3 separate regions of the Homo sapiens genome follow, and all the other regions are linked to region 2. A link is a loop called in an ENCODE intact Hi-C map of the cell type or tissue named here. Cell type or tissue: HCT116. All regions are shown on one strand.

What was found. Hi-C counts contacts between places; a loop is a spot of excess contacts. Peaks named below come from ENCODE experiments on the same cell type or tissue, not always from the same donor. Only the 100,000 strongest peaks of a DNase experiment are listed, where the experiment ranks them.
Region 1: a loop joins it to region 2, with 4 times the contacts of the local background. A loop is called at or near these places in 20 of 110 quality-filtered maps.
Region 3: a loop joins it to region 2, with 9 times the contacts of the local background. A loop is called at or near these places in 22 of 110 quality-filtered maps.

The regions. Positions count from the first base shown.
Region 1 is chr2:155,370,251-155,375,250 of GRCh38, forward strand. All of the region lies in intron 1 of LOC105373699 (a long non-coding RNA gene), which reads left to right. Among named protein-coding and RNA genes, the nearest start is that of KCNJ3, 670 kb to the left of the region's middle. In HCT116, a CTCF peak has its summit at 2,910; a DNase peak (open chromatin) is centred at 2,921.
Region 2 is chr2:156,332,903-156,337,902 of GRCh38, forward strand. FLJ46875 (a long non-coding RNA gene) reads right to left here. Exons shown (of 1, transcript NR_147695.1): 1 at 3,670-5,000. Among named protein-coding and RNA genes, the nearest start is that of NR4A2, 2.7 kb to the left of the region's middle. RefSeq lists enhancers at 1-80, 1,550-2,422, 1,981-2,080. In HCT116, a CTCF peak has its summit at 2,788; DNase peaks (open chromatin) are centred at 1,809 and 2,819; H3K4me3 peaks cover 3,132 bases; H3K27ac peaks cover 3,757 bases.
Region 3 is chr2:156,889,765-156,894,764 of GRCh38, forward strand. No RefSeq gene overlaps it. Among named protein-coding and RNA genes, the nearest start is that of LINC01958, 230 kb to the left of the region's middle. In HCT116, a CTCF peak has its summit at 2,930 (motif pointing left); DNase peaks (open chromatin) are centred at 2,917 and 3,317; H3K4me3 peaks cover 2,427 bases; H3K27ac peaks cover 844 bases.

The sequences.
Region 1 (5,000 bases), 960 kb before region 2:
GCTACTCTCATTCTTGATATATGCAATCAGAATATTGGGAAATATATATGCAAAATAGTAAAGTTAGTTATGACTCCTAGTATTTTATGATTGATAGAATTGTAGGTGTTTTTTTAAACTTCTCTCTTGAGTCTTTTTAATGAATAGAAAGACATGTATATGTACATATTTGAAAAAATTAATGCAAATTAGAATCAAAATTTAGATAGACTTACCCTGGAAAACTTTGGCAATTGGTTACCACATCTATGGCTAAGAAAATGAAAGATTTTCTTATGCCTAGTCAGTCACACACCAAGGGAAAAAAAAAAGAGAGAAGGAATGAGGAACAAAGTAAAGTGACAAACTTTACAAAAAAGCATAATACTATTACAAAGCAAGTTAAAACATAATGTAATTTTATTCAATGAATACAGCTTAAGAATTCATTTGAACTTGATACTTGGCACTTTCTCTTTTGAATGATACACACTTAATGATAAAGATTATGTTTCATTTTGTATAGGTCAAAAAGGGTTTGGTATGGCTATCAATAATGATTAAATTATCTTTATATTATAAACCTACTTTATTAATTTTTAATTATTATAATCAACTTATAAACACAGGTTATCAAAGGTTTGCATATATTTTAGGCAATAAATAGATGCTATAATCTTGAATCATAAAGTAATTGTAGATCTGAAAACCCACAAGAAGTGAAAGTGAATCGAACCACATATGGAGAAGTATATATATGGGCCAGTTTCTTAGTTGACATAGTGGTCATTACACAGGCTAAAGTGAATAGTAACAGAAATAAATAAGTATCTTCCTCACAGAGAAAAATAAGGACAAATAAGGAAACTAAATGTTTGCATGAACAAATGAAAGGAGTTAGTACAAATATGCTCAATTCTTTAATCTGTGCTGCAGTAAATCCTGCCTACATTAGATATATGCAGAAATGGAGTAAAAACATAGTATTTAGAGTTTGATGACAATCTAAAGAACAAAAATGAAATAAAATGTTAACGCTAGAAAATGGGACTAAGAGTGGAAGAACTTTTATATTTTATTTTATAGAATTTTGTATTGTTCAGAGTTTTTTTTACACATGCATGAGTTATTTTTATAGTGACAAAAATAAATGTTCATTGATGATTATCACATGTTAGCTCTACACCAGTATATCAGGATGTTTTATTATGAAGTACTTCTTTTAAAATGTCTTTCATCTTCTATTCTGATATAGGTCAAAGGTATTTTTTACTTAGTTTTTGCCAAACATTTAAAGGCAGAATACTAGGTACATTTAAATGACTTGAATGTTTGCACATATTATATTGCCAAAAATTGCTTTTTAAAAAACAACTTACAGAAAGTTGTGTGGTATCGAAACCTAAAAAGAATGCATAAAAGCTGATTTGCATAACACTAACAAAGAGTAAAATAACCCTTTTTAATAAAATGCAATTTTATGAGTCCAATTGATGAAAACATTTAATAACAATTGAGCAAATTAGAGAGAATTTTATGAATCTATGTATTATTTACTAATGTAATAGAGAAAATTGGATGTGCAATATGAGGGAACTTGAATTTCACAATTTTTATGTAACCCTAATCTTGCTCTAAAATAAAAAGTTTATTTTATAAGCCATTCAAAATCAAATTGAGAGTAGCATAACTTTTTACAGCCACTGCGTTTTTCAAAAAGTTTTCCTTTCAAAAGAAATGACCTTCTCTCTACTCAGAAGACTGCATTGCAATTTTAAATAGTCAAACCGGTTCACTAGTCACATCTCTGAAATTTACTGTGCTTCCCACCAATAAGCAAAGTATGGAAATATGTACAGGCACTAACCAGTTGAATCATTTCATGGTTATCCAATCAGTTTAGCCATCTTGAAATCAATGGCTCCTCATGACACAATTGATTGAGCGACAGTGATCAGTGTTGATGGTGAAAGTGTCAGCAATGATTGAATTGGCTGTGTTGCAGGTTAGATTAGCTGCCTATACTGGAAGTATTTCAGGTGGTAAAACTACAGAGGCATTCTTATTGGCAGTTAGATTTGGGGCAGTACAACTAACATTGTCATTCCCATTAGCTACTTTAAATTATCCATTCCTTTACAACCTTAGGATGTCATTTGTTAAATACTACATGTTCTCCTGGAAAAAAAAAAGTAGTTTTCTGTTTAGATTGAATGGTCATTTTGATTAGAGCACTGGTGTTTACCTGTTTAAAGCAATTATAGAAAACACACATTCTATTGCAGATATTGTAGTCTTAGCAGTCAAGGAACTACTGTGACCTTCAAGAACCAAAAAAAAAAAAAAAAAAAAAAAAGCAACAAAAAAGGAAGAAAATATATTTTATATGAGAATCCAAGAACTATTAAGGTATTGGTAATTTTTTAAAATATGAAAAAGTCTATAACCTTGCTATGATTACTCGTTAAAATTTAGCCGATACCTGCTCCCCATCAAAGATGAACTTTAAACAGGCTTCCATGTCTGTTGTATAAACGTCTCAGCTAGTTCACGTGTGAGTTGAAAATGTAGTAAAAGTACTTTTTACCTTCTATCTTGAAGGAAAGTTGACTCTATGCTGTTATAAAGCCAGAACCTTGGAGGAGAAAGTGATGGAACAAGAATTAAAACCATTTTTATTCTCTCAAAATTTAAGACAGCAAAATCCTGAATTTGGTTAAAATAGTAAACAATTGACTTACTCTAGGTAAAAAGCATATGACACAATATAGAATAGTAGTTTACATTTTCAAATAAAAGCATGCCACATTATAATAAAGGCAGGTTATTTGCCATCTTTTATTTTATTTTCCATTACCATGACATGCAGCTCGAAGTCCTACAAAAAGGGAAGTCACATCTTCAAGTAATTTCCTCAGTTTCTACTAGATGGAGCCAAAGTATAAAAAATAGGTCCTTGTGGAGCTACACATTATAAGGAACCCTAACTAAAGCTGTTTCGTTAGTGTAATAAAGCAATGGAAAATTATAAGAAACTAAGTTTATATCTAAGGCCATTTACTAGAATCATTTGAACTTCAATCATGGTCCATTCACATACTTTTTTGTGAAAAATTCTTTATATTTAAAACATATACTCTCATGGAATGTTTCTAGATTCATTTGCCAATTATTGATATTTTTCTCATATGTATATATTTTAAAGTCATTAGTAATAATAACCATTATTTGAAACATATACAGCAAAATACAGTTTAGTCAATTTTTTTCTAAAATTACTTTTATTTTTGTTCAGAAAAAGGAAAAGAGGGAAAAGAAAATGATCAGTGAAAGAAATGATGAAGTACGCTACCAAATCAAAGAATAGTTTATAGTAACTTAAAAAGTTAAAGATAAGAAAGAAATGTTAACATAATTTGTTTGAACTATTCATTTACATGTTATTTTTTAAAAAAATTGTTTCCTGTATCACATCGCTAAATTGTCCATGTCATGACTAGCTAGCAGTGTAGACTCCCCTTACTTTTCAGACACTTTTTGGCTAGCTGAGTGGTGAGCTAAATAAATCAAAAAAAAAAAAAGGAACAAAAGTTTTCTGTTGTAATTTTGCTACTTTAGGTATAATCTTATTTTAATGTCTTAGAAAGTAACAAGAATTTTTGAATATACAAATAAAACTGAATGTAAATACCTTCTTTTTGTTGGGATTTTTTTTAACTTTTTTCTAGGGATAGAAGCCTACAAAGTCAATCACAAAGAAAATTAATGTATTGATAAATTATTTTAATTAAATAATAGAATTTGTGATTTCAAAAATCATATTTGTCAGTATGTAAATTATTTGCAACTTCATAACACGGTTAAATTTATTTCATATACATGAAGGAGGTACTCTTGAGATCTTTGACAAACAGTTGAATCCCAGGATGATGATGGCAGGAACCTTCTTTGACTAAGTTATTCACATTTATAAAATTTACTTCATTAGTTATTTTAGCAACTCTTCTTTTTCACTGGTTGTATGTTACCAATCTTCCTAGATAACGTTAAAAAACAGCAGTTTGAGTAATGAAACATTTTCCCATAAACCAATTTATTTGCCATCTTTAAAGCAAACATATTAGATGAGTAATTCTATTCTCTGTAATTCTACTAAATCAATCGTTTGAGTAGCTTAGTAATGTATAATCATGCCTTTTACAGATAAGCTAGGCCTATTGCTTCAATCCCAAGAGTCTATAACATACGGGTTCTGTTTACTACACAAAACTGCAACTTATCAATATTATCAGGCTACTCAAATAACAGTTGAGGTCAGGTTTAAAAAAAACACAAATTTAAATATCTTTTGTGGCAATATATTGAAAAACATCTAGTTGTTTTATTGATTTTTCTACTTGTTAATTGGTTAAATCAAGGTTGTGTTGTTATAACCATAGAGACGTTTAGGTGAAATAAATAGTAAATATAGTAGTAATTAGGCACCACATCGATAGAGCAGCAAGAGAGAGGTTGTGGTTTTTCAAAATGATTCAATATATCCTAAAATTTATATTGAGATTTTAGAGGGTGAATTTGATTGTAGTAAATATTTGTAAAATATGTTAGTGAACTAATTATCAGCCAGTTTTTCATTCTCATGAACAATTTGTGGAAATAAACTGGCATGTATTAAAGCAAAAAAAAATGCTTTGACAAAGCCAAAAAAATCAGATTTATAAGATCTCGCAGGTTATCAGAATGATAATGTCTAATAACCTCAAATAAATAAGTTTTTTTCAAAGAAATTAAAATTCTTCACATGCATTATTATTCAAAGTCTTATGGATTTACAGCTGTTATTGTAGCTCAGGCCAAAAAACATAACAAAGTAAGAAAATTCATAAAACCAGATAATTTATCAATAAAATTATATATTTTGTTCGAAATCATATAAGAATAACAAATATAGAAAGAAAGCAACGAAAGAAAAGGAGGAGAGAGAGCACAAGCAAGAGAGAGCATGTGCAGAAAGAAAAATA
Region 2 (5,000 bases):
TGGTAGCCAGCTTGGGTGGTTTTTGGTGTTTTTTTTCTTTTCTTTTTTTTTTTCCGAAAGAGGTGTGACCTCTCCCAGGTCTGCGCAGCCCGCAGCGTCGCGACACTTCACTTTCCCCGAAGCCCCTGCGCCCGCGCAGCGGCTCGGCCGCTCACATGTGGGGAGGGTGCAACAAAAGCACCGGCGGAAGGCAAGGCCGGCGTGGCCAGGTAGTACGCACCTGGAGCCGCACGGAATGGGATGTGCCTTGCAGCGCCCTAACCTCTCCCACCCACCTTCGTCACCCCCTTAGCGGAAGAGCGTACAGATGTCCCATGACACGAGACGCTCAGAGGGCTCACGCAGTTCGGGTGGGATTTCCCTACCCGGTTCATCCCCTTTTACTCCCTTTTCCTGTCCCAGGCCTCCTCCTCTTCTGGCATATATTCATTCTAATTATCTCTCTCTCTCACTCTCTCTACCCCACCCCCACCCCCCACACTCCCATCTGAAAGGGAATGGGAGTGGGGGTAGGGCTTATTTTTCTATGTTTCCTTATTTCCATGCAGTGCCCACGTTCGATGGAGGACGTGGTGCTTGCGGGGGGGGGGGAGAGGAAGGGGAGAGGGTAGACAGTGACCGTGACCCAGCTCTTTAGAAACCCCAAAAGTCAGAGTGAAGCGTCGCCCCTTTTCCTTTCGCAGACAATGCAGCCGAGCAGCAGGCAACAGGTGCGCCTTCTGCAGAAAGGTACTCTGATTCCCACCTTCTGCAAACTCTAATACTTTCGATACTCCTCTGTGCCCACCAACTCGTACCCCTTCCACGAGTTTTAAGGGAATAAATCGATCTTCGTTTGAAACACAAGGTCTATCACAGCCTCAATCTTAGAGCCCAGAAAGACTGGACAAGAAAAGCGAAGCGGGTGGGGATTGGGGGCAGCGTCTCCGCAAAGCGTAAGGTGTGAGCCTACAGCCCAGCCAGGAGAGGGGCCCGAGCTGGCTCTGGGAGCGTGTCCCACCCCCGCGGCCGTCCAAGTCGCCGCCGCTTCTGCTTTGCAAGTCATTTCCCCTAGCCACGCCGAGAGCGCAGGGAGCTTTCTAGCAAAGGAAACGCCGCAGCTCCGGAGGGCAAGCCCCCTCCCCGTCTCCCGGCCGGAGCTGGGAGGGCTTCCTAGGGCTTCTCCCGCGGGGCTTCCAGCGGCTGGGCCTTGGGAGGGAGAGTTCGGAGCCGCCCCCGCTTTTCTACTCGCGCAGAGCGTCCCAGCCGCCCCTCCTTTCTCGGTGTGGCTCGTTTCCAGGCAGCCGGGACCCTTTTGCAACTTGCCCCCCTACTCGTGTTCTCAGTACCGGCCGATGGCTCCGTGGAACTATTCGGGATCCCGGGCTGCTCAACCCTAATCTGCAGCCCCGCCTTTGCCTACTCCCTGCTGCCCCCAGCTCGCCGGCGGCTGGGGAGGCGTTGCCATCAGATGCCCTGCGGCTGCCCCAGGAAGCCGCGGGCTCTTTTGCGCCGCAGCCTCGGGGAAACCTACGTGACCACCTTAAGTTTCCCCCAGATGTTGCGGCTGCCGCTGCTGCTGCCGCCGCCGCCGCTGCTCGGCGATGCCCTAGCGGGCGCGAGAAAAAAAATAAAACCAGGAAGTGGGTGGGGGGGGCGGGTTGTGGTGGCGGGTGAGGGTGTGTGAGTAGGGGGATGAGGAGGGGAGGGCGAAGAATAGCATATTAGCATGAGCTCGGTAGCGTCAGCGCCCCGTGGGCAGAAGCGATTCCATGCGAACGAAAGGGAAAAAGTGAGAGTTTGGAGAGCTGGGGAGAAGGAAGGGGGTGGGGGTGGCGGTGACGCAGGGGCGCAGGCATTGACGCACCGGCCAGGCTGGGCCCAAAATAGCAGCAACTCCAGCTCAGAGGCGCCCTCCCGGGTTCCCTTCCCCTTCCGCGAGGGAGCAGGGCGCGGCCACGGGAAGCTTTCCTTGATCCCCGCGGTGGGCCAGGCTCCCGGCCGCTATTTTCAGGCAGTCGGAAACTCAAGCACAGGCACGCCGGGGTGGCAGTTATTATTTTTTAATATAGTCCTAGGAAAACGGGGGCCGGGAGAACTTGAAGGTTGTAACCACCAGCCTCCATACACATACTCCCGTCTAAGTAGATACATTCACTCTGCACGCTTCCCCCTCCCTCATTGCCATTAAAAACACATTCAGTTTAGGTTGGGTTGAGCCTGGGACAATTTGAAAATGCCTCCCCAGAGAGCTGAAAAGTGTCCTGGAGTTCTTAAAGTGAGCTCCAAGGAAGCCAAACATTGTAATATGATGCCTTATTCTTTAATAACAACCTGTCGAGTGCGGCTTCCTGATAACAGCCTTTGTCCAAGTCTTAATGCAACCAAGAATGAAGGGTCGTTTTCACAGCAGCTTATTATAACAATTATTATTAACTGGGAATATAATTAAATATAAAATTAAATATAAATTAAAATGAGAGAAAGGGGAGACCTTTCTCATCTATTCCATCATCTGTGTAAGAGTTCTCTCCTCTTCAAAGTCCTATTCTGGTTTCTGGGAAGCTTTTACTGTTTCTTAGGAAGACACGCCGGATGTAAGACTGTTAAACTCGTTTAAACCAATTTTGAATAAGCTACTTCTTAGGCTAGGGTTTCTGTAAGGCCCGGATGAGATGGGTTGGAAAGGATTCAGCATATAGATCAGAAGTGTTTAAAAAAAAAAAAAAGGCCACGCTCAAAACCCCAGACTAGTTTTCCTCACCAGATTCTGATGGGACGATGTCTCAGTAGCACCGCCAATGTGTGTGTAATTGACTGATCCAGTCAGTAGGGGGCCTGACTCCACAACGTTCAAGAGAATCACTCACACACACACACACACACACACACACACACACACACACACACACACACAAGCTATTTACTACCTAAGCTAAACCAAAGAGAATGCTGCAGGCCCAAATATTCATATTGTGCTGGAATTCATAAATAACTAAAAATCTTTGATTCTCTTCTATTTTCTCCAAAAGGGAAACAGTTTTAACACATGGGATTAGGTTCACAAAAGATTTTCTTTATTTCCTCCTGCTCATGCTTAACTCACTGTTAGGTCACAGAAGGAAAAAATCAAACTGGTAATAAAATCTCTCATTTTATCACCAAGAAGTTCAAATTGGCATACAGTTTGGAAAAATGAAAGCATGTTTTAAAATCCTATGATTACATGTTAAATAAATTATAGTTTAGAAGGAGATTCCTGTGGGTATATTTGCTAGTACATAAGAGAATGCTTTTGTGCATAGAGATTTAATTACACATATGGAATCAAAATGTAGAATTGAACAACCTTTCAGAAAATGTTAAAACGATGCTTTAGGCTAAAAGAAACTGAAATTCTGCATTTATATGACTGTAACCCTTCAAGATTCTTGAACATAAATAGTTCAAATAAAGTATTTTATAACTCAATTAAAATGACAATAATGGCTTTTTCAGGCCCCCGCAGCCGATATAACTTTAAACTATTGCCATGTATAAATGTGTAAAGTTACCCCACAATGAAGGTCTATTTTCTTAACAGTTTTTAAAATGAGTGGGAGTAAAAATTGCACCTATCCTCTTTTGAAACCAACTAAAATAAATTAAAAAGCATTACTATTAAGAAACACTATTGGATGACCACAGAAAAACATTTAGGAAAGTAATGTTACTATATTATCTTTTATGACATTAACCAATATTAGGCAGAACATATTGGTACATGTAAACATATTTTCATTAAAAATCAACATAAATAATACATATACTCACATCTAAACCAAAGTAGTTTATTTTATGCATGGCTAGGCAGATTATACTTAATAAAATTGAGCTTTTGGCATAATTTAGAAAGCAAACATGAATGTAATCCCATAGGATTTTCTATTTTAATGCATAGGAAAGAGGCCTTTAGGGATTTATTTCACCATTCTTCCCAAATGAATTCAGAATAGACCTTACAATGCAGATATAGTGAAACAGACATACCTGTTATGCTTTACGAGTTGAGGCAACTTTAAGATTTTTCATAATAAAATTACTTTGTAGAACCTATTTTTAGCATTACAAGATATATATTTTAAATTACATTTGGACAAACTCATTCACAGCATTTGTTGCCATTGGGCAGTAAGTCACATTACTGATACAAGAAATAAATTTTCACTTTGAAAAAAATCTGTTTCTGAAAATACAAAATTAGTTTTTACTTCTGAAAGTGTTTTTATTGTTTTGCTTTTGCCATTTCATTTGCATTGACAGGATAGTAATTGACCAAATTGTTTGTTCCTTTCTCATAGGATGGTTAAAGAACAAGTCAATTGCTTTGTTAATATTCACATTTTGGATAGTTGTAGCTTTTATTCAGTATTTCTCAGCCGATTTTTACCAAAAACCACTTAACACAAATACTTTTAAAATTATTTCTTTCTTTGATACAGAACTCAGTACTAGAAATGTGTAAAGATGTGCAGAAAAAAAACAGCATTCTTTTTTCTGGAAGCATCTTCTTGTAAATTGAAATTATAAAACTGAACATATGGTAAAACCTCATGCCACTCAAAAAGTATTTTGCATAATAAAAATCCTTCATTTTTTGTTAATACTTGACACCCAGTAACCATCTCCTAAATACTTGCTTTTAAATTAACCACTTAATATTTTCTTATTTAAGAACTATTTTTTATTAGGCAAAGAAGAATAACTTTGGTTTTAGATTTCATTGCTAATTTTAGTAAACATAGGCATCACTAAAATGTACAAAGTCCTAAAAGACAGTTTAAAGATTATGAAAATAAGTTGCTACATGCTAAGAAAACATCAAATATCTGCAAATTCTAAAAGTAGTTAATAGCATTATAACACTACCAGTATTAGATAGCATTTATTTAAATTTAGATAAAATACATACATTTTGCAAGTTTTTATATGTAAATCACAAGCTGGCTAGTTTTTGTTCTATCTTTAATGATAAAATAACC
Region 3 (5,000 bases), 560 kb after region 2:
GTTTCTGATTTTTCTAAATATGCTAGTGAGCACTATGGCTTTGCAAAACCCAGTATCCATCACATACCAAGGAGGTATAAATCCTTGGTCCCCACCTAGGATGTAGACTATCCTCAAGAACCAGAGCTATGAATCCCAGTGCATTTTTAGATGAGGTGGAGGTGGCTATGCAGCAATCCTGATGGTTTGATGCACTACTCACCTTTGATGTCAAACCCTACATATTAGCTAAGGTATTTCATCAAATGCTCCAACTTTAATGGATTTTCTCCCTTTCCAAGACAAGTTTTGAGAATAACATCTTCTGTTTTGCAAAAGCCTGGATAGGTTTAAAAAATATCCATTTGCTTATGTTAGCTTTTTGCTTTTCATAGCAAATTCTCTATGGCAAGTATATCATCTAGATGACTCTGAGTGTATGAGTGTGTGTGTGCGAGTGTGTGTGCGCATGTGTCTGTGTGAATGTGTGTATGCTCACAGACAGATATTTTAAATTACTCTTTTCCTCAAATTCTAAGAAATCAGAAGATTAAATGATTTAATTATATAGCCTCCTATTTCCCCAAATCTTATAAAATGTCAACATCTCCTATTTGGTCTTTGCAAACTTGATCTCTCTCATCCTTAACCCATTTATGAACATGTCTATTTTGCTTGGACCTTTTGGAGCTGACCATAGTCACACAAAGAACCTGTTTCTTCGGTTAGACATGCTTTTTTACATGCTGGTAATTATTAGGTGATAAGAGATTAAATTAGAGAAGTAAAAAGATGAAGTTTGGCTAGAAAGGTGTTTTGTTCTGTTTATTTATTTTAATTTTATGGAAATTAAAAGGTACCAACGACTCATTTCGTGCTCCTTAACATTGTGGACTGCCTTACTGGAGGGTTTTCCCTTGTTCTCACATTACACACATGCACATACACGCACACACACACAAACTAGATGCTCAGTTACTATTTATAGACTATCATCTGCCAGGGTCTTTGAAATTTCTGTTTTGCATTAAAGACAAAGAATTCCTCTTTCTGACTGCTCATTGAGGGTTTCCTGATACAAGAACATAATTAACTCTTTGCTGGCCTAACTAATTTCTGCATTTTAAAAAGTAGCCAGATATGACAAAAGTGGAGCACTCAATCCACAGGGTGGCCATTAACTGCACTCCGTTACTGTATGTTCTCAATTCAGACCACAATTACTGTCAGGGAATTGCACTGGAAGCTCCTTCTTGTACGCAAACAGGAATACTATTCATTAAAGAGCACTTTCAATAAAATACAATCTATATTTTTTAATGAATATTTGAGAAAGAAAATACAATCTTGGGTTCAGAAACCTGCAATATGGTTATTATTCTTTTAATAACATAGACTTTCTCATGTACATATACTGACAGATGTAGAAGAAGGAAGCAGAAATGAGATGGCGGGCTTTAACTCAGAAAAAATGAAAAAGACGAGCCACAGTAAACTAAGTCAATGTTAAATAAGGATTTCCTCAACCACCTACAGCAGACACAGCTTTCTATGGGTTTTATTGATGTCCCTGGGACAGTAGATTCCACTTAAATCTTTCAAGCCCAGTTAAATATGAGAACATGAGGCACTTCAGAGACTGAAAGAACCAAGAAGCCCATCAAAGACTATCTCCTGCTCTAAGGATTTGCCACTCCACACCAAATTCTTTTCCCTGTTAATGTATTTTTAATTTTAGTGACTGTAGTTTTCATATTTTCAGACTGTTGGTTCTGATGAAACACCTAGTTGCAGTCCCTAGGAAATGCTTAATGCCCAAAATTGCCTACAATTATTTCCTTTTAATGAACTTTAAATATGAGTCAGTACTAAAAAAAAAAACAAAGACAGAAATAGCAGTGTGTGTGTGCATACACACATTTATAGGTACACACACATATGTATATACACATATATATACACACATATATTTGTAAAAAAAAATAGGCTAGTAGGCTTTTTAAATGCAAGAGTAGTTTGCTCTGATAGCACTCCTTTGGTAGTCCAGCTACATTGCCAGTTGCTTCAGAGAGCAAAAGAAACACTCCATAGACTGAGAGTGTTTCTTCTTTGACAAAAAAAAAATGCCAAGAATTCTGCTACTCAAACAAACCTTCCATTGAAAATCTAAATTGCGCTTTCCAGAAAACAACTGGATTACAATTCTTTAAGGAATGAAAAATAGGTGGAAATAACCTATTAAAGTACAATAAGCTGCCAAGGGGGAAAATGCAACATCTTAAAGAAAAGGCAGATCACTAATTTAGAGTCTCCTAAAGAAAACTCTTACATAAAGTCCTGAATTCACATTGGGTTATATCATTTAAAATCATATCATGCAGCATTCATTCCCTGACTCTCCACAAAAGAAATTGAATGCCAGTTATCAAGATTATTATCAATATCCTGGTATTAGTTTTGAAGCATGTTTTAACTAATAAGATGATGAATAACTGTGAAGTAAATTCCCCCAAAATGAACACTGTGTTTCCTCCCTTGTGTTTTTAGTTTGGTTACCTAGGAGAACCAGAGTTCGATAATACACTGATTGAATACTTGAGAATAGGGACATAGTAAAAATATCTTTCAATATTTCCTAAAGCAGGTTGTTTCTCCTCTTGCCTATCATTGGCAAATGGAAAAGGATTTAGAATTTCAGAGACAGCACTTTGCTCATGTGTGCCAGTCATGCATGGAGTGAAATGTGTTAACCTTTAAACAATTTGGGAGTGGATGCAGTTAATAGGTAAGACAGATAGTTATAAAGTCCTGATTAACTACAGAGCGCATAGACATGTGGAAACTTGTATATGGGTGAAAGGGAAGAGACAGCAAAGATTATTTACCGTTCTAGAGAACAGGTCCTGGGGAACAGAATGAGGAAATTCTGAACAGCAACATTGCCCTCTTTTGGTAAAACAGTGTACAATGTGTTTACCTCACTTGCAGGTGAAAGCATTTCTTCAGGACACAGACATTTTCCACATCAAGAAAAATGGCACAAACTAAAACAAACCGCAGAGAGGGAAAGAGTTCACCTATATACCTGTAAGGTGGACGGAATTTGCATACAGAGTAAAGACACTTGAAGTGACAGGCTAACAAAGAAGCTTTTAGACTCAGTCTTTCTGGGGTCCAGTTTCAGTGACTGCTGGATTATTTAACCCTTGTATTTATCCTTGACTGCTTCAAGCCGTCTGCGTTGTAATCAGAATCATGTAGCACTCGGAATGTGAACAAATAAAACAGGAGCTAGTTCTTTTTGAGTCCCCAGTGCTTAAATACGCAGGCAGTCTGCAGTCTGAGCGGAAGTCACTGAATAAAGAGCCGTATCCCGCAGAAAAGACGTCCCCAGCAGTTTGTGCTTTGTGGCTCTAATGAAGCCTGCGATGATTTAGGACAGTGAAGGAAAGGGGCTTGATTGCATCAAAAAAGAAAAAGAAAACTGTCAGGACGAGACACAATGTTAAACTAATTACTTTTATTCATGCTGTAGGTGCCAACGGCACTCTTTAAATAATACTAATTTCAGGCTTGTCTCCATCTCTAATTTCCTCTCTGTTTTCCAAGTTAGAGTCCTTCTCTCGCTGGATCCGTGTTACGGGATTTTTCTACGTGATACTTCTGGAACTTAGGAGTGTCTAGTGCAAATGCAGATTCATTGAACCAGTTTAGAAGATTATTTATTATATTTTTCTCTTCCTGACTAGGAAATTAATCACCATTCCTGCTAGTCACCTTTGCTAGCTTACGGGCTAAACATATTTGAAGGAAGTTATCAGTTCCCTTTAATGATCACAGTCCTTTCAGGGACGAGGACAAAGCAAGTTCATCTTCTTTTCCTCAATAGTTTGAGAAAAATTCTACTTCATGAAAGGAAGGTAGCATTATGGTCCATTCTTTAGCATTTAATTTATTCTCCCTAAATAAAATACTAGTAAAGAGCAACGAGTTTCTGCAAGTGAAAATATAACTGTAAAATAAATAATTACAGTCCTGGAGTAGGAAAGGTAACTCAGATTTGTATTTGTAAACTGATTTTTCTTCTTCTTTTCATTCTGTGATTTGGAATACCTGGATCATTATGTATATGCTATCATTATTTTCAGAGTAGGGTTTGACAGGACTTAAGAGTTTAATGTTTAGGTCACATTTTCTTCAGAGTATTCATTTGCCAAAACAATGCTGGAATCACTTACTATACCAGGACATTGAATTACATAAAAATTCTGAAAAACTCTTTTGAGATCTTTTGCAATCAATTTAGAAAACCTTAAGTCGGTTAATGCTATCAGTGCTAAAAGTTTACAAACTGCGTTCATATAAATCATCTTATTTTATCTTTACCCAGTAAGGTACTTAAAGATCTATTATTGCCTTCACTTAGCAGATAAGGAATTTGGAGATCAGAGAGTTAACTAAGAGCACACAGAATGTTGATGGTGGGGTTGGACTCAAATCCAGAGTTCTAAATTTAATTTTTGTGCTCTTTTACTTTTCCTCATATGTGAGCTTGTATAACTTATTTCTCTACCTGCCTAAAGGCAAAGCTAATAGAAATCTAGCCCCTTAAAGCCTCCAAATAGCATGCAGAACTTGAAACTAAAATGTATAAAAACATTTTAAAAATGAAACTGAAGTTGGGCCTTCCTATTCACTCCTGTTTAGACAGATTTAGAACTCCAACATTATCTTAATGGAAGCACATTTTTATAGGAAACCACATTCCATGAGGTGAAAACAAAGTTTTTACTTTCTCAATTCCATCTACAGTATCAGTATGCTTCGAAGCAACAAATAAATCTATCCATTAACATCCTTATTCTGTCACTATCAAATGGATGTCTCTCCCACATCCAGTGGCACCTCTCTAAGTTGTAGCTATCAGCCTTTGCAGGATTTGTACCTGAAGAAAAGGAAGCTAATCTTCCAATGGCAGGATTCGAGGGGCACACAGGTGGCAAAAGCAATTCTATAGGTCT